Regions from separate parts of the Homo sapiens genome. Here regions 1 and 3 are each linked to region 2. The links are chromatin contacts, found by Hi-C or POLR2A ChIA-PET in ENCODE. All regions are on one chromosome and are shown on one strand. Each heading gives the region's core, a stretch centred on a gene start or an enhancer-like site at or near the end of the contact. The rest is flanking DNA. Distances are from core to core; before and after follow the strand shown.

Region 1 (2,700 bases), core at 137-2,636, 250 kb after region 2:
TGACACCGTCATACAAATTGTTAGTTCCTTGTTGTCTCCCCCCTTCTATAACATTAATAAAGTGAATATTTTACTGCAAAGAATATTTTATTTTATACATCACTAGCCATGATTTTTTGCCATTAGTGATTATACAAATGCTGTCTAGTCCATTATCCAGATGACATAACCATTTTACGTCCACAATTCACTTCTACAGTTATAAGTAGAATTTTCGTGATTTACATAAGTACACATATCAGTGAAGATTTAATACTGAGATGCAATCTAACATCCGTAATATCTTGTGTTTTGTAGATGGCAGTGTAGGAGAGATATATTTTAATCACTTTTCATTTAAATGAACTTATGTAAAAAATAAACTAATAATTTAGCAGTTCCAAGTCTCCAAAGGGCATTTTCAAATGTCCATAAAATAAATGGTTACAGAAATGTTTAAGAAGCATCTTCATGTCCACATCCTGTTGTAACTGCTGTACCATTTTCTCTTCCAACTCCTTCCCTTTGCCTGCAAGACGGGCTTGGGTAAGATGGATGCTTTGCTTGACTTCTTTGATATCCTGAACTTTCTGTAGCTCTTTATTTTTCTTCAATCTGTTCATTATAAATTTAGCTTGGTGTTTCTGTTTGATCTCTTCAACTCTCTTCATTGCATCAATAGTTTTATTCCATAGCTCTCGCTGGTATTTGATAAGTTCATTTCTATGTTTGTCAAATTCAAATGAATTATCTACTGTAAGCTCTTTACCAGCTGCTTTCTGGAATGGTTTGGTCCGCCTAACTTTGCGAGGATTGCACTTCTTTTTAAAGTGTTTATGACATTTAGATTTACAAAATCCGAACACTTTGCAATCGTTGTGGATGAACAACATGTCATAGCCAGGGTAGATGGGCCCCGAACAGAAATAACACTTCTCGATGCGCATGTTGAACCCGTGTGGTTCCCCACTGACCACACGCTAAGCTTGAGAGCCCAACTACAATTTCTTTTTTGACTTTTCATTTTGAAATAATGATAGAGTCACCAGAAGGTTCAAAGAAAGTGTACAGGGAGGCCCAGTGTACCCTATACCTAGCCTCCTTCAGTGGTGGTAACATCTTGAATAATTACAGTACAAAATCAAAATCAGGAAATTGACATTGAAATGCTCCACAGAGCTGATTCAGATTTCATTGTTTTTATAAGCACACACGTGTGTACTTCTATACAATCTTATTACGAGTGTAGCTTCCTGTAACCACCAACACAATCGAGATACACAACTGTGCCATCACTACAAGGCTGCCTCATGCTGTAACTGCCCAGCGGGTTCACCCTGCTCACTGCCTAGACAGAGCTGTTTTATCAAGATAGGGGAATTTCTACAGAGAAAGAGTCATTCATGCAGAGCTGTCTGTGTGGGAGACCAGAGTTTCATTATTACTCAAATCAGTCTCCCTGAGCATTCGGGGATCAGAATTTTTTTTTTTCTTTTGAGACGGAGTCTCGCTCTGTCGCCTAGGCTGGAGTGCAGTGGCGCAATCTCGGCTCACTGCAAGCTCCGCCTCCCGGGTTCATGCCATTCTCCTGCCTCAGCCTCCCAAGTAGCTGGGACTATAGGCGCCTGCCACTGCGCCCGGCTGATTTTTTGTATTTTTAGTAGAGAGGGGGTTTCACCGTGTTAGCCAGGATGGTCTCGATCTCCTGACCTCGTGATCTGCCCACCTCGGCCTCCCAAAGTGCTGGGATTACAGGCTTGAGCCACTGTGCCTGGCCTATTTTTTTTTTTTTTTTTTTTGAGACAGAGTCTTGCTCTGCCGCCCAGGCTGAAGTGCAGTGACGCGATCTTTGCCCCCTGCAACCTCCGCCTCCGAGGTTCAAGCCATTCTCCTGCCTCAGCCTCCTGAATGGCTGGGATTATTGGCGCCTGCCATCACTCCCAGCTAATTTTTGTATTTTTTAGTAGTGACGGGGTTTTGACATGTTGGCCAGCCTGGTCTCAAACCCCTGACCTCAGGTGATCTGCCCGCCTTGGCCTCCCAAGGTGTTAGGATTACAGATGTGAGCCACTGTGCCTGGCCAAGTGTTTAGCTTTTTAAGAAACTGATATTTTCCAGAGTGGCTATGCTATTTACATTACTATAAATGTAGGGAAATAGATAATTTTCTCTCAATCTTTCATAATTCTTAGTTGGGATGGGCCACTGTAACAAAAAACAGATTAAAAAGAGACAAATAAACAGAAGATTATTAACATGTATACCTCGTGTAGTATACAGGGAGATACCCAGAGAAATTGGTAAATTTCAAAGAGGTGGCTTTGAACTCACACTTAAATGCCATGTCTGCTGAAACAAAAAGAAGGGTGTAGGGAAAGTTGATTATGCTCAGGAAAAACTGGCAAATAAGAGTAAGATTTGTTATGGAGATTTAAGTCAGTGCCTTCTCCATCAATAAAGGATAACTGTCTCCAGTGACTTAGAGTCATCCTGTCCTCCTGGGGTAATGTGGATGATAAGGTAACTTCCACTCTGTTTTCAGAGCTTCTCCTGTGGTTGCAGTTTCCCAAAATAATCAGCTCAAAATAGAGAGGGGAGAGGAGAGAAAGAGAAGGAGAGTTATCATAAGGAATTGGCTTATGTGATTGTGGAGGCCGAGAAGTCCCACCATCTGCCATCTGCAAGCTGGCAGCTGGGGAAAGCCAGGGGTATCATTCAATC
Region 2 (2,700 bases), core at 6-2,505:
TACACGAACTCTTCTAGATCAGAACATTCTCTTCTGCTTGTCTTCTCCTCCATAAGAGCAGGTGCAGAGCTGTGCTGAGTGGCTTGCAGAGCCAGTATGTGAATGGTGGTGATTCCTACTCATCTCCATTCACTCTAAGCAGTTTATCAAGATTCCTCATACAACTTTCGTACCTCCCAAATCAAAGTCTCATCAGAAATGCCCTGCCTAGTGCTCCTTCCCCACCCGTTCAGCATCTGTGATCTCTGCTCTGTCCCTTGGACGCCCTGGGCCTTGGCATACTGTGCCCGAGAACCGCTTCCACCCTCAATTCAAATGAGAGTTGCTGGGCAATCTTTCCTGCCTTCTACACACAATCCCCCACCCCAAATCCCAAATACACCCATGGGGATCTGAATGCAGCATGCCATCACCCATCTTATACGTAAAATGGGAAACAGAGCAAGACGTTCAGCTGGTGCATCTACACCTTTATCTCCGACGTTGCCAATTCCTCCAGCTAGCACCCAGATGAAAGGACCTCCCCCGAAGGGAGGATGCTGGTGGCAAGTCACAGGGCCTGCCCTGACTTCTGCCCCCTGCCATCCCCTCTTTTACTCACATCTGTAACTTGGTTCTTCCAAGATTTATTTACCTGGCTTGGAGTTGACACAAAGCTACAAAGAAAACCTAATATGTGGAATAACAGAGTCATGAGTTCCAGAGATGACACTTAATGGCTCAATGTGACATCCCTTACAAAAGCAAGAGTGATGGCCAGTGGGGAAGCAACACAGTTCCCAGGGCATGTAGTGGCTCAAGTCTTCTAAAAGCATGAAATGAGTCCCCTGTGGCATCTGGTTGCCAAAGGAGCTTCCACAGTCTCAGGCAATGTGAATAATGCTATTACATGTGCATTTACATTAAGACAAACTCTCATGCCACAGTGCAGATCACAGCAGTTAAGAAAGCAGGTTGAGGACTCCCACCTAAATGAAAACTCTGGCTTCTCCTTTTACTAGCTGCTAGAACATGGGCAAGCTATGAAACCTTTTTGAGAATCAAATGCCTCATCTATAAGATGGGGATAAAGCAAATACTTACTTACGCTCTAGGCTGCAGTGAAAATGAAATGAGTAAGTCCATGTAAAGCCCTGAGCAATGGTGCCAGGCACACAGGAAGCACTCAGTGAAGGGAGCAGGTACTGGTGACTCACCATTCTGCCAGCAGCCACTTTGCACTGGGCACCAGCACATACCAGCCCCCATCAGGAAATGTGCACAGTCCATCTCATCTTGTTTCATCTTCATTTTATTAATGAGGAACTGAGAGTCCAAGAAGGTTCAATCATTTGCTCAAGGACAAAGAAGTGCATATCAACTCAAGATCTGAGCGACTCCAAAGCCCAAGCTCTGTGCCCCCGATAACACTAAAGGGCTCTGGAACCTTCCCTCACTGTGCCAAATTCTGGTCACCACACTTTAGGAAAGGTACAGAGCAACTGGAACCTAGCCAGTGAAGAGCAAGTGCATGGTAGGTGGCAGCAGGAGGTCTGAGAAGAGTTGTTGTGGAAACACAGGCTCAACCTGGCTCTCTCTCAGCTTGCATGGTGGAAGGAAGGTTAGTGTGTGTAAAATGGACAAGAAGGCAGATTTCACCTCAAATTAAGGAAGGACATTTTAATCTCTGTTACTATTCCAAGGGTAGAAGTAAGGTGCTTCAGGAGGTAGTGAGTTCCCATCTGCAGGGATACTCAAACATCAGCTATAAGGTACTTCCTGGACAGGGGACCTGCTTGGTTGTTGGACTCAAAGACTTTTAGATTCTCATCCAAGCTAAGTCTACTATTTGAAGGTTGCTTTTGAAACAACATACTTCTATGAAAAAACTTCTACAGAAAGAACAAGCGACAAAGTCTGAAATCTCAAATGAAATAAAATAAATCACAGGTGTGGCCAGGTGCATTGGCTCGTGCCTGTAATCCCAGCACTTTGGGAGGCCAAGGTGGGTGGATCAATTGAGGTCAGGAATTCAAGTCCAGTCTGGCCAACATGGCGAATCCCCGCCTCTACTAAAAATACAAAAATTAGCCAGGCGTGGTGGTGCACACCTGCAGTCCCAGCTATTTGGGAGGCTGAGGCAGGAGAATCGCTTGAACCAGGAGGTGAAGGTTGCAGTGAGCCAAGATCGCACCGCTGCATTCCAGCCTGGGCAACAGAGTGAAACTCCGTTAAAAACAAATCATGGGTGTTATCTGGATAATATCACTGTGATGTGAAATGGTAATACACCGGAGAAAACGGAAGGAACCAACAAAAGCCCAGGAGTTCTCATACCAAAGAAAACAAGGAGGTTCTACCAGCTGCACTCAGATCTCATGGCCCAATGACAAAAACTTTTAAGGTCCCCCAAAGGCACATGTTAATTTACACTTATAGTAAAACCTCCTACTGGGTCCCTAAACTAGTCACATGTAGTTTCAACAAATCCATTCCCAAAGCAGTAAGCAAGACCGTAACACCAAAAGGAAGAATGAAGGTGAGGCTAACTAAGAACCACAGATAAAGCCCACCCTCTAAGAAAAGGAAGTTTGGGCTGGGCATGGTGGCTTATGCCGGTAATCCCAGCACTTTGGGAGGACGAGGTGAGCAGATCACGAGGTCAGGAGTTCGAGACCAGCCTGACCAACATGGTGAAACCCCGTCTCTACTAAAATTACA
Region 3 (2,700 bases), core at 83-2,582, 210 kb before region 2:
AAAATAGAACCAGAGAATGTGATCTTTAGGAGGGACCTCAAAAGTCATTTAGTGCAACATACATCTTAGGCTTGTATCCTCATCCATCCCCTCTTTCAAGTGGTTGCTCACCCTGCTTAGCTTTGAACATCATCAGTGATGGGGAGCTAACTACATAATGGGTTTGTGGAAAGCGGATGGGTTTTGGACATATAGATGGCTAGTTTAAAATCCCATGTCTATCTAGAAGTAGCTGAACAACCAAAGGAAGGTTTCTCAATCACCAAAGGCCAATCTCATCCAAAGTGAGGATAAAAACCACTTTATCTTGCACAGTCATTGATATTACATGGGAAAATTAGATTCAACAAATGTTCTTTCTTTCTTTTTTAATTGAGACAGAGTCTTGTTATGTTGCCCAGGCTGAAGTGCAGTGTCACAAACATAGCTCACTGTAGCCTCAAACTCCTGGGTCCAAGCAATCCTCCCACTTCAGCCTCCTGAGTAGCTAAGACTACAGGCATGTACTACCACATCAGGCTAATTTTTTTTTTTTTTTTTTGTAGAGACAGGGTCTTGTCCAGGTGGTCTCAAAGTCCTGGGCTTAAGTGATCCTCCCACCTCGGCTTCCCAAAGTGCTGAGATTACAGGTATGAGCCACTGCCCCTGGCCAATAAATGTTACTTCTGACTAGGGTATCTCAAAGTCAGCATCATTAACATTTGGAGCTAGATAATTCTTTCCGTGAGGGCTGTCCTATGCTTCGTAAGGTATTTGGAAGCATCTCTGGCTTCTGCTCACTAGATATAGCAGCAACTCTCACCCCTCAGTTTTGTGCAATCCAAAACTGTCAAACGTCCCTGGGAGGCAGGTGTGGGGTCAGGGGGAAGAAGTGCTCCCAGTTGAGGACTACTGTCCAATCCTACTCCCTCCCCTCCACTCTGGAAGGTGTCCATTCCATCTTTGGGCAACTCTATAAGAATGTTCTAGTAATCTGGTGTTCATTTTTCTTTAACTCCTATCTCCTTGAAACATCAAAAGAAAAGTAATGTAAGTTTCTGTAACCAGAAAGTGGCAGGACTAGGATTTCAACCAGAATCTCTTCCATGCTAACACTCAAGAGTGAAACAGTTATTTGTTTCCACTATTTCTTAGTGGCTAATCTCTACCACGGGTCAGGATGGCTTAATTTGAAGAAAGTTACATCCTTATCCTCTAGCTGCTTTTCCTTTTGCCCCCAGAGTACTTAGAAAAAGATCAGCAAGCAAAGCTCCATGTACCAGAGTATTTCCTTATTAACGGGTAAAACAGAGAGTGTGACATAGTTCACTATGTGGCTGCCAGGGAAATCCCCAAGAAGCTGAGACCAAAGGCGGAGCTCCTTGCAAGACTGAGTTGTGTTTAAGATCAAGAGCAAAAGTTACACAGTTTCCAGAATAAGGAGCCAGGCTACATAGGGCTATTAATGGGAACACACAGTGGGGCTAGCATCAAAGCCAGGAAAGCCCAGGAACATGAGAGAGGAAATGTGAGGGTGCTTTAGAGAAAAGCCCAGAGGAGCAAAATGCCCCAAATATTCACTTCAATGTCGTGTCAAAAGCCTTCAACAATCAAACTACCAAAAACAATAAGAATGAGCATCCTAGGCACCAACCTTTGACTCTTTATGTCTCAAAACACAAGATCAACCTGGGAGAGAAAAGTTCCATTCATTACTCATGACTTTTTCCAAGAATCACTGTGTACATGGGCTACAATTCAAGTGCCCATGCTTGCAAGAAGTGGTTGTGCACCTCTGCCATTTGGAAAACCCACCAGGATGAGTCAAGTAAGGCCCCAGGAGCAGGGCTGCCCAGTGCTGACGGCAGGTGTCTACTTCACTTTTGCATTCTGATGCCTCTCTTGCCTCACCCTAGTCTCAGTCCTGAAATCCACTTCTGTTGCACTGCATGCCCTCTACTGACGACTACAAGGTAGAAGAGATGAGGAAAGCACTATCTCCAAGAAGTACATCACCTCGAAGCATGTGTTCAAAGTCACAGGTGGAGATCTGAAGTACGCCGTGGGAGGGGTCCTCCCAGGCCTGGGGCATGGAGCCTTGGGTACTGTTGCTTGCTGGGAAAGAGCTAGCTAAATGGGCACCAATCCTTCCCTGGACAAGGGTCCTCATCTGGAAAATGGGGCTAAGACCATCTGCGTGTTCTATTTCATAAACTGGTACATATCTCAGATGTCAGGGTATATGAAAGGCTGCTGCAAGTTACTATTGAATGTTATTAAGCTACTGTCAATATTTTAAATTGACTGTTGAGAAATAGGAGTAGTAGTGGGTCCCTGCCAAGGCTGGCCAACTGGAAAGCATACAGTTATTTTCAGAAAGCCAGTGGTTCAATTCATCTGGTCTCCAATGAAGGAACTGTTGTGTTGCAGAGTTCAGTGTGTGCAATTTGAGAAACCCTGTTCTATTCTGTGAGGACAAAGTATATGAACGAGCTTTAAAAAAAGTGGGATGGAATGTTAGAAAGTATCCCTTAAAAAATAATTTCATAAAGCAATGAAAGGTAGCATAAGGAGCAAGATGCAAGACTAAATAAGGCTAAAAAACGTGCTCTAACCTCAAAACGGGGACACTCTCTTGGGATTTTAGAAATGACTTCTTTTTTTCCCCTTTAAAACATTATCTAGTGGGAAGCTATTCACCAATGTGTATACATGATACAC

What was found. A loop is a pair of places that touch in the nucleus more often than their neighbours do. ChIA-PET counts read pairs that join two places held with the same protein, here RNA polymerase II (POLR2A). Pooled maps may share reads with other maps.
Region 1: a loop to region 2 is called in a pooled map, with 4 times the contacts of the local background. The contact joins two enhancer-like sites. A Hi-C loop is called at or near these places in 2 of 37 single-sample maps with no recorded cell type and 4 of 50 pooled maps.
Region 3: a pooled map shows a loop between it and region 2 (2.9-fold over the local background). The contact joins two enhancer-like sites. A Hi-C loop is called at or near these places in 2 of 50 pooled maps. POLR2A ChIA-PET finds 5 or more read pairs at or near these places in 2 of 52 experiments (WTC11 and naive thymus-derived CD4-positive, alpha-beta T cell).

What each region holds. Positions count from the first base shown.
Region 1 is chr18:57,836,702-57,839,401 of GRCh38, reverse strand. It overlaps the pseudogene RSL24D1P11. Among named protein-coding and RNA genes, the nearest start is that of ATP8B1, 35 kb to the right of the region's middle. Within about 2 kb of position 1,386, at least 3 of the 41 ENCODE cell types and tissues checked have a DNase peak (open chromatin) inside an H3K27ac peak, as active enhancers do.
Region 2 is chr18:58,090,011-58,092,710 of GRCh38, reverse strand. All of the region lies in intron 1 of NEDD4L (NEDD4 like E3 ubiquitin protein ligase), which reads right to left. Among named protein-coding and RNA genes, the nearest start is that of NEDD4L, 47 kb to the right of the region's middle. RefSeq lists enhancers at 1,368-1,517, 1,528-1,627. Within about 2 kb of position 1,255, at least 9 of the 41 ENCODE cell types and tissues checked have a DNase peak (open chromatin) inside an H3K27ac peak, as active enhancers do.
Region 3 is chr18:58,302,188-58,304,887 of GRCh38, reverse strand. The region is part of intron 5 of NEDD4L (NEDD4 like E3 ubiquitin protein ligase); the gene reads right to left. Among named protein-coding and RNA genes, the nearest start is that of MIR122HG, 140 kb to the left of the region's middle. Within about 2 kb of position 1,332, at least 3 of the 41 ENCODE cell types and tissues checked have a DNase peak (open chromatin) inside an H3K27ac peak, as active enhancers do.